3 separate regions of the Homo sapiens genome follow, and regions 1 and 2 are each linked to region 3. A link is an interaction called in ENCODE POLR2A ChIA-PET data of the cell type or tissue named here. Cell type or tissue: MCF 10A. All regions are shown on one strand.

What was found. ChIA-PET counts read pairs that join two places held together with the same protein. Peaks named below come from ENCODE experiments on the same cell type or tissue, not always from the same donor. Only the 100,000 strongest peaks of a DNase experiment are listed, where the experiment ranks them.
Region 1: POLR2A ChIA-PET joins it to region 3 with 5 read pairs; 2 of 35 experiments call an interaction of 5 or more read pairs at or near these places.
Region 2: POLR2A ChIA-PET joins it to region 3 with 7 read pairs; 14 of 35 experiments call an interaction of 5 or more read pairs at or near these places.

Annotation. Positions count from the first base shown.
Region 1 is chr1:167,795,263-167,799,262 of GRCh38, reverse strand. No RefSeq gene overlaps it. Among named protein-coding and RNA genes, the nearest start is that of MPZL1, 75 kb to the right of the region's middle. In MCF 10A, a CTCF peak has its summit at 2,066; DNase peaks (open chromatin) are centred at 2,022 and 3,052.
Region 2 is chr1:167,706,431-167,710,430 of GRCh38, reverse strand. RCSD1 (RCSD domain containing 1) reads right to left here. Exons shown (of 7, transcript NM_052862.4): 7 at 1,735-4,000. Among named protein-coding and RNA genes, the nearest start is that of TRP-CGG1-1, 6.3 kb to the left of the region's middle. RefSeq lists an enhancer at 3,084-3,283. In MCF 10A, no CTCF peak of the experiment used is centred here; a DNase peak (open chromatin) is centred at 2,270.
Region 3 is chr1:167,562,901-167,566,900 of GRCh38, reverse strand. No RefSeq gene overlaps it. Among named protein-coding and RNA genes, the nearest start is that of CREG1, 11 kb to the right of the region's middle. RefSeq lists an enhancer at 1,613-2,812. In MCF 10A, no CTCF peak of the experiment used is centred here; DNase peaks (open chromatin) are centred at 2,060, 2,790 and 3,990.

The DNA.
Region 1 (4,000 bases), 230 kb before region 3:
GTCTCACTAACGCAGGCCTCCATTACAACTGTCCCAGCTCTGACTGAGTAGCTAGGTTAAACATTAAAGCTGATTGAGCCAGTGCCCTTATACAAAGGGCGGAATGTAACAAAGAGCCCACCAAGAGTTGTGCCTAGGCTTTTCCTGGGCCTTGAAGCATGACAAGATAATGAAGGAATTCTTAACAGGACCCTTTTACGATTAAACAAGTTTTATTGGGGGTCTGAAGAAACTCCCCAGGCCTCCACAAACAAGTTTACTGGGATCTAAAGGAACTCCCCAAACCTTTATGATTTAACAGGAGACAAGATAAGGGTAATCACCCCAGCACCTACACCTATTTACATTAAGTAAATTTACTGAGGCTCCAGAAGAAGGTCTTCAGGACTCAGACCTTAGTCATAGATTAAAAGAAGTTAATCACTTATGTCTTTAGATTAATGCACACTTACACACAGACATATAGCTTGAAGGTATATACACTCTGAAAAACTTCGTAATTTTGAGTTGTTCTGGCAATAATTTCCAGGCCTTCTCCCTGTAACTGGTTACAGAAATAAAAACTCTCTTCCTCCCCAGTTCATCTGCATCTCATTATTGGGCTGCGAGACATAGCAGCCTGACCCTCAGTTTGGTTTGAGAACATCACCATGTTGCCAAGGCTAATCCCAGCACTTTAGGACATTGAGGCAGGAGGACTGATTGAGCCCAGAAGCTCAAGACCAGCCTGGGCAACAGAGCAAGATCCAGTCTCTACAAAAAATTAATTAAAAAAAAATTAGTCAGGTGTGGTGGCATGCATCTGTAGTCCCAGCTCTCAGGAGGCTGAGGCGGGAGGACTGCTCGAACCCAGGAGTTTGAGGCTGTAGTGAGCTGTGATTGCACCATTGCACTCAAGCCTGGGCAACAGAGTGAGGCCCCATCTCTTTCATTAAAAAAAAAAAGTAGGGTCGGGTGTGGTGGCTCATGCCTGTAATCCCAGTACTTTGGGAGGCCGAGGCAGGTGGATCACTTGAGGTCAGGAGTTCAAGACCAGCCTGGTCAACGTGGTGAAACCCCATCTCTACTAAAAATACAAAAAATTAGCCGGGCGTGGCGGCACACACCTGTAGTCCCAGCTACTCGGGAGGCTGAGAGGGGAGAATCACTTGAACCCAGGAGGTGGAGGTTGCAGTGAGCCGAGATCGTGCCATTGTACTCCAGCCTGGGTGACAGAGCGAGACTCCATCTCAAAAAAAAAAAAAAAGAATGTGGAACATTTTACAAAACCTTGTCCAAGATCTTGCCGGCCCAGCAGAATCCCCTGTCTAAAACAAACAAACAAACAAACAAAATTAAATGGCCACATGTAGCCAGTGGCTGCCATGTAGTACAGTGTAGGTCTGTGCCTATCTCCATTAACCTTAACATGCCAAAACAAAGCCACCGAAGGTTGAACTGAGATGTTTCTATAGCACAGAATGATATCAACTTGGATGAGAAGAGAGGTACTAATATATAAGAGAAAATATATCAGGCTGGAGAGGCAAACCCTTTTATCAATATGTAGTTATCCAATTCTTGTGATTCCAGGATATCAATTTAGTGCTTAGTAACAGATTAGATATTAGTCTAATGCACAGGTACTACATTGGCTAAGCTGCTCCTATTTCTCTATCCTCCTTCATATGACCTCTCTGCCTCTACCAGAAGAACCTGCATTTTGCCGTGACTTTAATGGCATGCCTACTGATGGGAGGAGGAGGTGTGATGGGTAGCCATAGAACTACAATCTAAAAGCTTGAAATTAATTTGAATCAACACAATTTACAATAGAAACCACAAATTTTTTACTTTCTCTTATGGTATTTTTTAGAGAGGATATGGAAGAAGGCCAGTTATTTCCAGCCAAGTACAAGCTCTCCTCCTAAGTTTATTTCATGTATCTCCCTCGGGTATTTTTCTCTCTTGCTCAACCTCAATTAGTCAGCATTAAATGATTACCACGACCTCCTCTCCAAGAGCCTGGTGTGTCAGAGGGACTCAGGCAGCACTCAGCAGTGTGATCTCCTTGCCAGTGAGGCAGTGTTGTTTCATCTTCCTGTAACCCCATGAGCTCAGTTCAGCTTCCTTGGCTGCAGGACACTGAGCAGTGTGGGACTTGCTGGCTGCTGGGAACTGTGTGTTCCACAGATGCTTGACATTCTTGGGACCCAGGTACTTGATCAAGCTTTTCAGAAAGTTTTCCCCTGCTGAGGCAACCTTCTTCAGGAATAGCTTACAAGTAAAAGACTAAGGCTTTTTCTCAGATAGGAACATCCAGACGCGTTATAGACAAACATCTGGGATTCTGCTGGGCCGGCAAGATCATGGACGAGATTTTGTAAAATGTTCCACATTCTTTTTTTTTTTTTTTTTTTTTTTTTTGAGACGGAGTCTCGCTTGTTGCCCAGGCTGGAGTACAATGGCACGATCTCAGCTCACTGCAACCTCCACCTCCTGGGTTCAAGTGATTCTCCCCTTCTCCCCGCTCAGCCTCCCGAGTAGCTGGGACTACAGGAGCATGCCACCGCCCCCGGCTAATTTTTTGTATTTTTAGTAGAGATGGGGTTTCACCATGTTGACCAGGCTGGTCTTTAACTCCTGACCTCAAGTGATCCGCCTGCCTCGGCCTCCCAAATTGTTGGGATTACAGGCATGAGCCACTGCACCCGGCCAAATGTTCCACATTCCTATGAATCTATTGTACCTTCTAAGAGATTCCCTACAAAATATATTTAAAAGTTCTTTCTTTTAAAAGAAACTTTGTAATTTAAAAAATAATTCTATTCAAAGGCAGAGAAAGAACCAACAATGTACTCTAGTATTGAAATTCAGTTTCCTTGGAGTCCTTATCACAGAATGAGAAACCTCAGGCCTTAAGATGGTTTTTAGCTGTTCTATCCCCCGCTCCCATAGCAGAGCAGTGACTCAGGTATAAATACCTGAAATCATTTAATGCCCTGAAGGGCAAAGTAACCAGAATTTTGTCAGCCCCACAGCACGGAGGGCAAGGCTTGAAAGCAAATCTGCACCACATCCTCTTCACAGAGGTAGGGAGATTTTAAAAGACAAACAAACAAACAAACCCAGCCCTTCCTTATATTCTGCAACACTAAAGGCCAGCTCCACAAAGGCCACAGTGAAGAAATGGATGGACAAACAAATCCAAAAGCCTGAGCCAAGAAGGGACAATAGCTTCACATCCTGTTTGCAGGAGGAAATGGAAGCTGGAAGCAGCAGTTCCCTACGGACCCCTTTGGGCTTTACGTCTATGTTTTCTTCTTTGCAAACACAGCCAGGTCTCCCGTGGATTCTAGAGCTCCCTCCTGCCTTCCACTCCCAGTTGTTTTTCTAACAACCCAAGACTCAGTCAAACTTGAGAGCAGCCAGTGTGCTCTGTGGCCAGCTCCTGATGGCTTTAGGAAGGATGTGAGGAGGGCAGGGGAGCTTGTGAGCCACTTTCATCGCTCTCAGATATTAGATCCCATTTCCAAGGCCAAGGACGTGACTGATTCTGTGTTGCTTCTCTGAGCCTGCAAATTATTTGGCTTTTCTTCCTTAATAGCTCATGAAGGCAAATGACAATTACAGCACTACTTGTAATAGCCAATAACAAAACAACTGGAAACAACCTATCCAGAAGATCAGAAATGGTTTAAAATGCAAAGGCTGGCTGCGGTGGCTTATGCCTGTAATCCCAGCACTTTGGGAGACCGAGGTGGGCGGATCACCTTAAGTTGGGAGTTTGAGACCAGCCTGACCAACATGGAGAAACCCTGTCTCTACTAAAAATACCAAATTAGCAGGGCATGGTGACGCATGCCTGTAATCCCAGCTTGGGAGGCTGAGGCAGGAGAATCGCTTGAACTTGGGAGGTGGAGGTTGTGGTGAGCTGAGATCACGCCATTGCACTCCAGCCTGGGCAACAAGAGTGAAACTCTGTTTAAAATAGAAAGAAAAAAAGAAATGGTTTAAAATA
Region 2 (4,000 bases), 140 kb before region 3:
AGAGGTGGTCAATAAGCCTGTTTGTATCACTCCTGAGAGGCCAGGTGCAACTGTGATGGGGATGTGCCTGGCACCGTCTAGCATGTGTGGCTTCCTTAGATAGTCAAACAGCAGTGACTAGTATTGGAGGTCCTATTGTTTGAAGAGGCTATTATTTTCTTGGGGGGGAATGAGTATCTGTGTCTTGGCAATATCCATCCTTTGAGTACCAATCATATAATTATTCTAGAATTTTGTTTCTGCATGCTGGTTAAAGTGCAATTCAGTCCACTCATTCTTTAAAACAGAAGCACCTGGTAAGTGTGGTAACTGACTTAGGGGTTTACCCAAGTTAGAGTAACTTTCTCTAATTTCTTTCTTTTCTTTTTTTTTTTTTTTAGAGACACAGTCTCACTCTGTCGCCCAGGCTGGAGTGCAATGGCACAATCTCGGCTCACTGCAACCTCCGCCTCCTAGGTTCAAGCGATTCTCCTGCCTCAGCCCCCGGAGTAGCTGGGATTACAGGTGTGCGGCACCCTGCTCAGCTAATTTTTGTATTTTTAGTAGAGACGGGGTTTCACCGTGTTGGCCAGGCTGGTCTCGAACTCCTGACCTCAGGTGATCCACCCACCTTGGCCTCCCAAAGTGCTGGGATTACAGGTGTGAGCCACTGCACCTGGCCACTTTCTTAAATTTCTATGTAAAACTACATCATGAAGGACTAGAGTCATATTACTTGCAGGAGTACTTGGGGGCGGGAATCCTAGCCTTTTTTTTTTTTTTTTTTTTATTGAGACCGAGTCTCACTCTGTCACCCAGGCTGGAGTACAGTGGCGTGATCTCAGCTCACTGCTGCCTCCACCTCCCGGGTTCAAGCGATTCTCCTGCCTCAGCCTCCCCAGTAGCTGGGATTACAGGCACACCAACAGACTCAGCTAATTTTTGTATTTGTAATAGAGACGGGACTTCACCATCTTGGCTGGTCTTGAACTCCTAGCCTCAAGCTATCCACCTGCTTTGGCCTCCCAAAGTGCTAGGATTACAGGCATGAGCCACCGCGCCTGCCCAGAATCCTAGCCTTTTCTGACCTCTTCCTTCGGCATCCTGCTTCCCTCATAGTGTCTTCCTGGCTGCTCCAGGCGGAGGGTGTTCAGCTCCCATGGAGAAGCCCCACAGCTTTTCAGGATTAGGGGGATGTGTAAGACATCTCTTAGTTCCTGTTTTGGATGTGGGTGGTTTTACTGTTGGCTTCCTTTACCCTCTGAGGCATGTAATACATTCATCATCTCTTCCTCCTCTGAGGAGTCTCAAAGAACCAGTTTCCTGCCCCATTTGACCACAGTGGGACTTTGCTGGAATTCCCACAGCTCTCCTGGGATTTGCGGGCAAAACTGGAATAATGGTCTCTTGTCAGCATCCATAGCCACTGTGATCAGGACATCCAGCACAGGGCTCATGGGGAGCCTGGGTTACCCCAACAAAACTGGGAAGGCAGAAAAGTGTGTCTCCTGACCCTAGAATTTTGTGCACTTTGCTCCTCTTTTGTAACCCCCTCTGGGAAGGGTCTCAAGAAACTTCTCACACCAAGGTGTAAATGACAAAGGAGGCTCCAAATAATGATCTCTCTCAGAAGTATTTGCATATTGAAGGAAGCCAATGATGACATTTCAGGTGTCTGCTGTCAGATAAAAGAGGTGTTAAGCAGGGATGACTGTTGAAAATAATCCCATCTCAGCTCTGAAATCAATTCAGTCATTCATGATTTAACAAATATTTATTGAATACCTACTATGTCTGAGGCACTGTGTACAATGAAGAATAATACAAACACATTGTACTCCCCTAGAGCTACAGGTTAGCTCTGGGCACAGTAATACATTATTACATAAAATAATGAGACTGATTTTCTTGGGTGGCTTATGAAACCTAATCCCATTTTATGTGAGCATTTGGATTTTGTTCAGTGCTCTTGACATCTTCATAAACCACCTGATCATGCATTATATAGAGACATTGTTTATCCTTTTTTCACGTGGTCCATCGAGCAAAAACTTGACTAGAACTAGTTGGGGTCAAACAAAATTTAATTTTGAAGCAAACAATGGGATAGTAATTGGGTGTTTCAGGTTTTGCCCTATGGGAAACAGCTGTTGTTTTTTGCCTGCCAGCATAGCTTCTTTTGGTAACAGCACCCTGATTTCACTTTGGGGAATCTTCTTGCTCACCTTTGCAAGCCTTGTAGAGAAAGTGCAGGATTGACTCACCTAGCTCCTAGCTCCAGGAGAGGGCACGCAGTCTCTGCATCTGCTTGGTTGTAACAGTTGATTCAGGTATAGACACGTGAGTCACACAGGGCCTATGGAAAGCCTCTACAGGACTTTTTCCCCACAGTAATGGTGAAAGAATAAGCCCTTTCACTGGGTTTGCAGGCTGGGAAGAACCTACTTAAGAAAATGACTGGCTGGACGTGGTGGTTCATGCCTGTAATCCCACTTTGGGAGACCGAGGCAGGCAGATCACTAGAGGCCAGGAGTTTGAGACCAGCCTGGCCAACATAGTGAAACCTGGTCTCTACTAAAAAATACAAAAATTAGCTGGGCATGGTGGTGCATACTTGTAATCCGAGCTATTAGGTTGGTGCAAAAGTAACTGCAGTACTTGGGAGGCTGAGGCACGAGAATCGCTTGAATGCAGGAGGCAGAGGTTGCAGTGAACTGTGATTGTGCCACTGCACTCCAGCCTGAGTGACAGCGCGAGACTCTGTCTCATTCAAAAAAAAAGAAGAGAAAAGAAGAGAAAAAAGAGACAGCCTTGGCTGCAACTATTAAGGAAAACTAATTAAATAAGTTTTTAAAAAAGAAAAAAAAAAGAATATGGCCAATACGAGGGAAAGCAGAGACCAATACCATGAGAGATTCCTGACATCACTTGGGTGACTGTATTTAGGTTTGTTTTTTTCAGTTCTATGAGGCTGAAAAAGGGGGAGAGATTCATTGATCTGTATAGTTCTGTTTTTCATCAGCTAGTTTGAGTTGGGTTTCTGTCACCAGCAGCTGGGTGAACTTGTTCATTCAGCTGTACTAAACACATCCCTAATCAAGAAAACCTAATCATAAGATGATGAACTGGTTGCCTTTTCACGCATTTATTTCTTTGACATTTATTTATTGAACATGTAGTTAACTGGTCATAGGACAAAACCTGCATGAAAAACTGGGCATTGTTCAGGGTGATCTCCGTGAGGGGCCTGGAGTTCTGAGGCCACTGAAGCTTACCTAGTTCCACATGCAGCTGAAACAGAATCCTAATCCCCTTTTAAATAGTGGCAGATCCCTTCAAAGCATCCAGGTTTTTTTTCTTGCTCCCTCTCTGGAGTAAGGAAGGACACAGTTTGAAATTCAAGCTAGACTACAAAGATCGTGGAAGAATGACTATGACTATTTCTTTAACTCTGTTGCTGTAGAAGAATCCGTGTTTTCTTTCAAACCCATTATGGAAGCCTGAAAGAAACAAGGTCTTCCTGGCCTGTTAATAACTTTGTGCTACCTAAGACACAGATGAATTTCTTTAATCCCAAATTTAGAAGTTCCAGTATCAACCATGCAAATAAAACACCTGATCATGGTTGCTTTGAGAAAGGAGAGTTTTAAGCAGTGGGGCTGCAGCACCAACAAAAATCAGTCCCTGTACTTCATGAGTTCCCTGCCAAGAGCCCCCTTTATTAATGAACAAGCCCTGGGAATGGGGCCTCTATTTTTTTCACAAAATACACCAAATAATGTGACTAACAGGAGACTTGGGGGATAGAAAGGTATTCTGATGCCCACAAGCATGGTGCCGCAATGTCACATTCTTGTCATTTTTACTGCCCCTCTCTCGTCTGCTACTATGTTTAGACCCTCCAGAAGAAAAATGCAGTTTCATTTTTCATATCTAAACCCCATACTTTCTGTTCCATGCCTTCCTCAAGTAAAGTGGCCCTTTTCATCACACATTCACAATCATGCACATATTCACAAAG
Region 3 (4,000 bases):
GAGCTCGTAATCCCTTACCCAAGACCCTTGGGCCAAACGTGTCTCAGAATTCAGGATTTTCAGATCTGAGAAAGGTAAGAAGCTGCCCAGAAGTATCTATTTTATGTACTACACAGAAAAGAAAAGAATTTCACATTTCTTGAGGCAGCCTGGGAAACTTCCTAGAATAGAGAAAGTGGTGTCTGGAGCAGTACCTGCAATCGAATACACTGAGAGACACCGAAGGACCAAGAAGTTTCCACTGAGGCTGTGGCATGTCCTCGTCCTCCACAGCTGTTCTTCCACCCACTCTAACACGTGACCTTAGCCCCTAACTGCTCCTCCTCATCCCTCTTAATGAAATCCAAATTGCCTGAACAATGGTGGCTGATGTGCAAGAATTCCTCTCTCTTCTAAAATCCATCCCTCACCTACTATTCCTGAACTTCCTGAATTAAGGCTGACCCCCCTGCTAAGGCCCTATAACAGCAATAAAAACAACAACAACAAACAACAAACCCAAAAACCCTCCCTCCTCCCCCAAGGTATTTGAGAACACTCCTTTCAGGGACTGCTTCTGCCTGGCAGTCTGGATTAAAGTCTACGGTCATGGTGTTCCGGTTGCTTTTCCTCCACAACATTCATAGTTCTGCAGTGAAACATAGGAACACCTGCGGAGCACAGGATGGATAAAAAACATGAAGAGTCTCACCGAGGGAAGGTGTGCTGGCAAATGACTGTTTTCAGAGCTTTTTGAATTTTGGAAATGAGGATGTGAAATTGAGGACCTGTGGTATTATGTCGTAGAGTTGATGTGAAAATGAAGTGAGATAGTACATGAAAGTATTTGGAATAGTACTGGGCACACAGAGCTTGATAAATATTTGCCATGGTGATTATGCTGAGAGTTTTATGTAACCAAGGAGCTGTCACATTGGGGTTCAGACTCACAGGTGCACAGAGGGACCACAGCTTAGGACAACACCATGGGAGAGGGTATCCTCTCATCCCTGCACCCTGAAAAACTTTGCAATGGCAAGTTTCCAGCCATACCTGCATCTGGCTCTAGGCTGCCTGTTTCTGGAAGAGATCCTGTGCATCCTCAACAGCTCCACATACAGGCTCTGAATGCAGCCTCTCTGCAGAAGACTCCAGTTTCCCAGTTATCAAATGATTTATTTTTGTACAAGGCAATCGTAACTGACCCCATGGCTTGAAGAGCAGCCCAGAATTCTTGGGCTTCTTACTGGGGCACATAGATAGAAAGAATATATTCTTTTGATAGAAGTAAAAGAATGTAGAGTGATATCATCTTAAATTGTACTTCAAGTTATAGAAACTATGGAAGGAAACATAGCTAAAAACATTTAAAACAAGCTTGTGCAACCTGTGGCCTGTGGGCTGCATGCAGCCCAACACAAATTCGTAAACTTTCTTAAAACATTATGAGAATTTTTTGCGATTTTTTTTTTTAGCTCATCAGCTATCATTAGTATTAGTGTATTTTACAAGCGGCCCAAGACAATTTTTCTTCCAATGCAGCCTAGGGAAGCCAAAAAAGTGGACACCCCGATTTAAAACATGGCTCATAATTTAATCATCCACATATTAATTCATTTAACAATCAGTGCCTGTGCACCTGTGTGGCCCAGGCACTGTTCTATGCCCAGGGGATTCCGAGCTGAACAAAACAGACAAGTTTCTCCTCCCATGGAGTTTCCATCCTAGTGAAGACGGTGGACAAATAACTAAGTAATATAATGATTAATCGTGGTGGGTGCTAGGAAAAAAACAAAACTGGGTAATGGAGCTGGGAGTGTCTGGAAGTGGGTATTTTGGATGGGGTAAGTCAGGGAAGGTCTCTATGAAATTATCTTCAACAGTTGAGAAGGGGTTTGGAAAGAAGCTGGCTCATGAAGAGCTCAGAGAAGAAAGTTCTTAGCAGAAAGAGGAACAAGTGTAAAGCCCCTGAGGCAGAAGGGATTGGAGATGTTTGGGGAGCAGCCAGGAGAGGCATGTGGCTGGAGCTGGGGACTGAGAACAGGAGGTGTGGTTGGAGAGGTATGCAGAGGCCCGCTCTACCAGGTCAGACCCTGCAGGCCATGCCAAGCAGTGTAGCTAGTAAGTGTAAGGAGTAGCCACTGGAGGGTTTAAGCAAAGACATGATGCAATCTCGTTTATCATTGCTTGAGGAGCAGGAGAATTGTTTTCTATAGTGCCTTCTGGTCTTTTATTTTTCACACACCCTTCATGGAATTTGCTAGGCATAGCTTTTAAAGGGCTCTGAATTCATTCTTGTGACTGTATCTGGTATTCTAGTGGTCATCTAGGTCACTAACAGTGCCTTGGGTCACCACCTCCAAAATTAAGCCATCCCCACATGTAAAAACCTGTGACTATCAGTCTTAATGCATATGATGTTGTGTGACTTTTTCTACTGTACAAAAAACCCCTTCCATTAAATATAAATGCACATTAAATATTTAGCAAACACTTGTTTAAGGAATGATGCATGTGGAACAAGAAGTAAATGGCATAAGCTCCCAATATACAAGCCACATATTATCGTGACAATTCAACCTTACCTGTCATTATTAAGCTTTCATTTTCCTTCTTGCTTTTAGGAAAAACAGCCCCAGCATTCCCTATCTCCTGACGCCTCCCTGCATCACACATCCACATTTTAGGTAGAAGGAGACTTTCACACCCAGCTCAAGACTCTCGGAGGTTGTAGACAAGCAACAAGGAGAATGTAAGGGCCAGCCAGTCTGGATTCAGTCCAGCAGCTGCCCAGTTGAGACCTGGACCAAAGCCAACTTCTCACTCACCTCCAGCATAGTCACTATCTATCTAGCTGATGATTTCTCCTTCCTTTCAATGAAAGCTTTAAGTGGCTTCTGTTTGCCTGGGAGACAAAGTGAGTCACATTCACAGTAGCTCTTTATATTGATGACCCTTGTCTCCACTCATGATGGTGGGGCCTCTACTTCTCCTCCAAGTCGCTCCTATCACCAGAGGCGTCTCACTTATGAGCTCAACCTCCTTTGCCTGCTCGGGCCACCTCTGCCTGCACAGCTGCATCAGGGCCCTTCTTCTGTTGTCACAGCCTTCAGATGAGCCACTTTCATGGGGAACTGTTGCACCGGATACTGCAGCTCTGCACTGGCCTACAACCACCGGGCATCATCGAAACTGGACCTCCACTATTGCCAAACATTACTGCCAACATATGCACTTTCAGTTCATGTTGTTGAGGTTTTTTTTAGCCCCTCCTTCCCCTATCCATCATGTTCCACTTCTAGACTAAGGCATGAGACCAGGGGAGGTTATAAAGCTGGACTGGAGGATAAATATAAGTTGTAGGTGTTCTTCCATCTTCTTTGTTACCCCCTCCTCTCTGAATACTGGAGTAGTATAACAGCACCAATCCCATATGCTTGCCTTCCTCACCCCCTGGTATCATGTCCTGTGTTAATCTCCTCTCCTTGAATGACGGAATGTCATTCTGAGATTATGAAAAAATTGTAAGACTCCAGTGGAGCCCTGAGATGACTGCGGCTCCTGTCAACAGCTTGACTGCGACTGTCATGACAGACCTTAAGCCAGAACTACTTAGTCAACCCACACCTCAATTCCTGACCCAAAGAAATAATGGAATAATACATATTCATTATTTAAGTCACTAAGTTTAGGGATAATTTGTTAAGGAGCAACACAAACATAGACACATAAAAGTATAAAAATCAAGTGTAGAGCTCAATGATTGTTTCATAAGGTGAGCACACCTCTGTAAGCACTGCCCAGCTCCAGAAACGAACATTGCCAACAGCCTCGAAGCTCCCCTCATGCTCTCTTCCAGTCATTATCTCCCAAAAGGAACTGTTGTTTTCATATTTAGACCTTAGAATTATTTGTCTACTTTTGAATTTTATATAAGCAGAATCATACATGTGTTTTGTGGCTGGCTTCTCTTGCTCAAGATCATCTTTATGTGATTCATCCATGTTGCTTCATGTAGCAG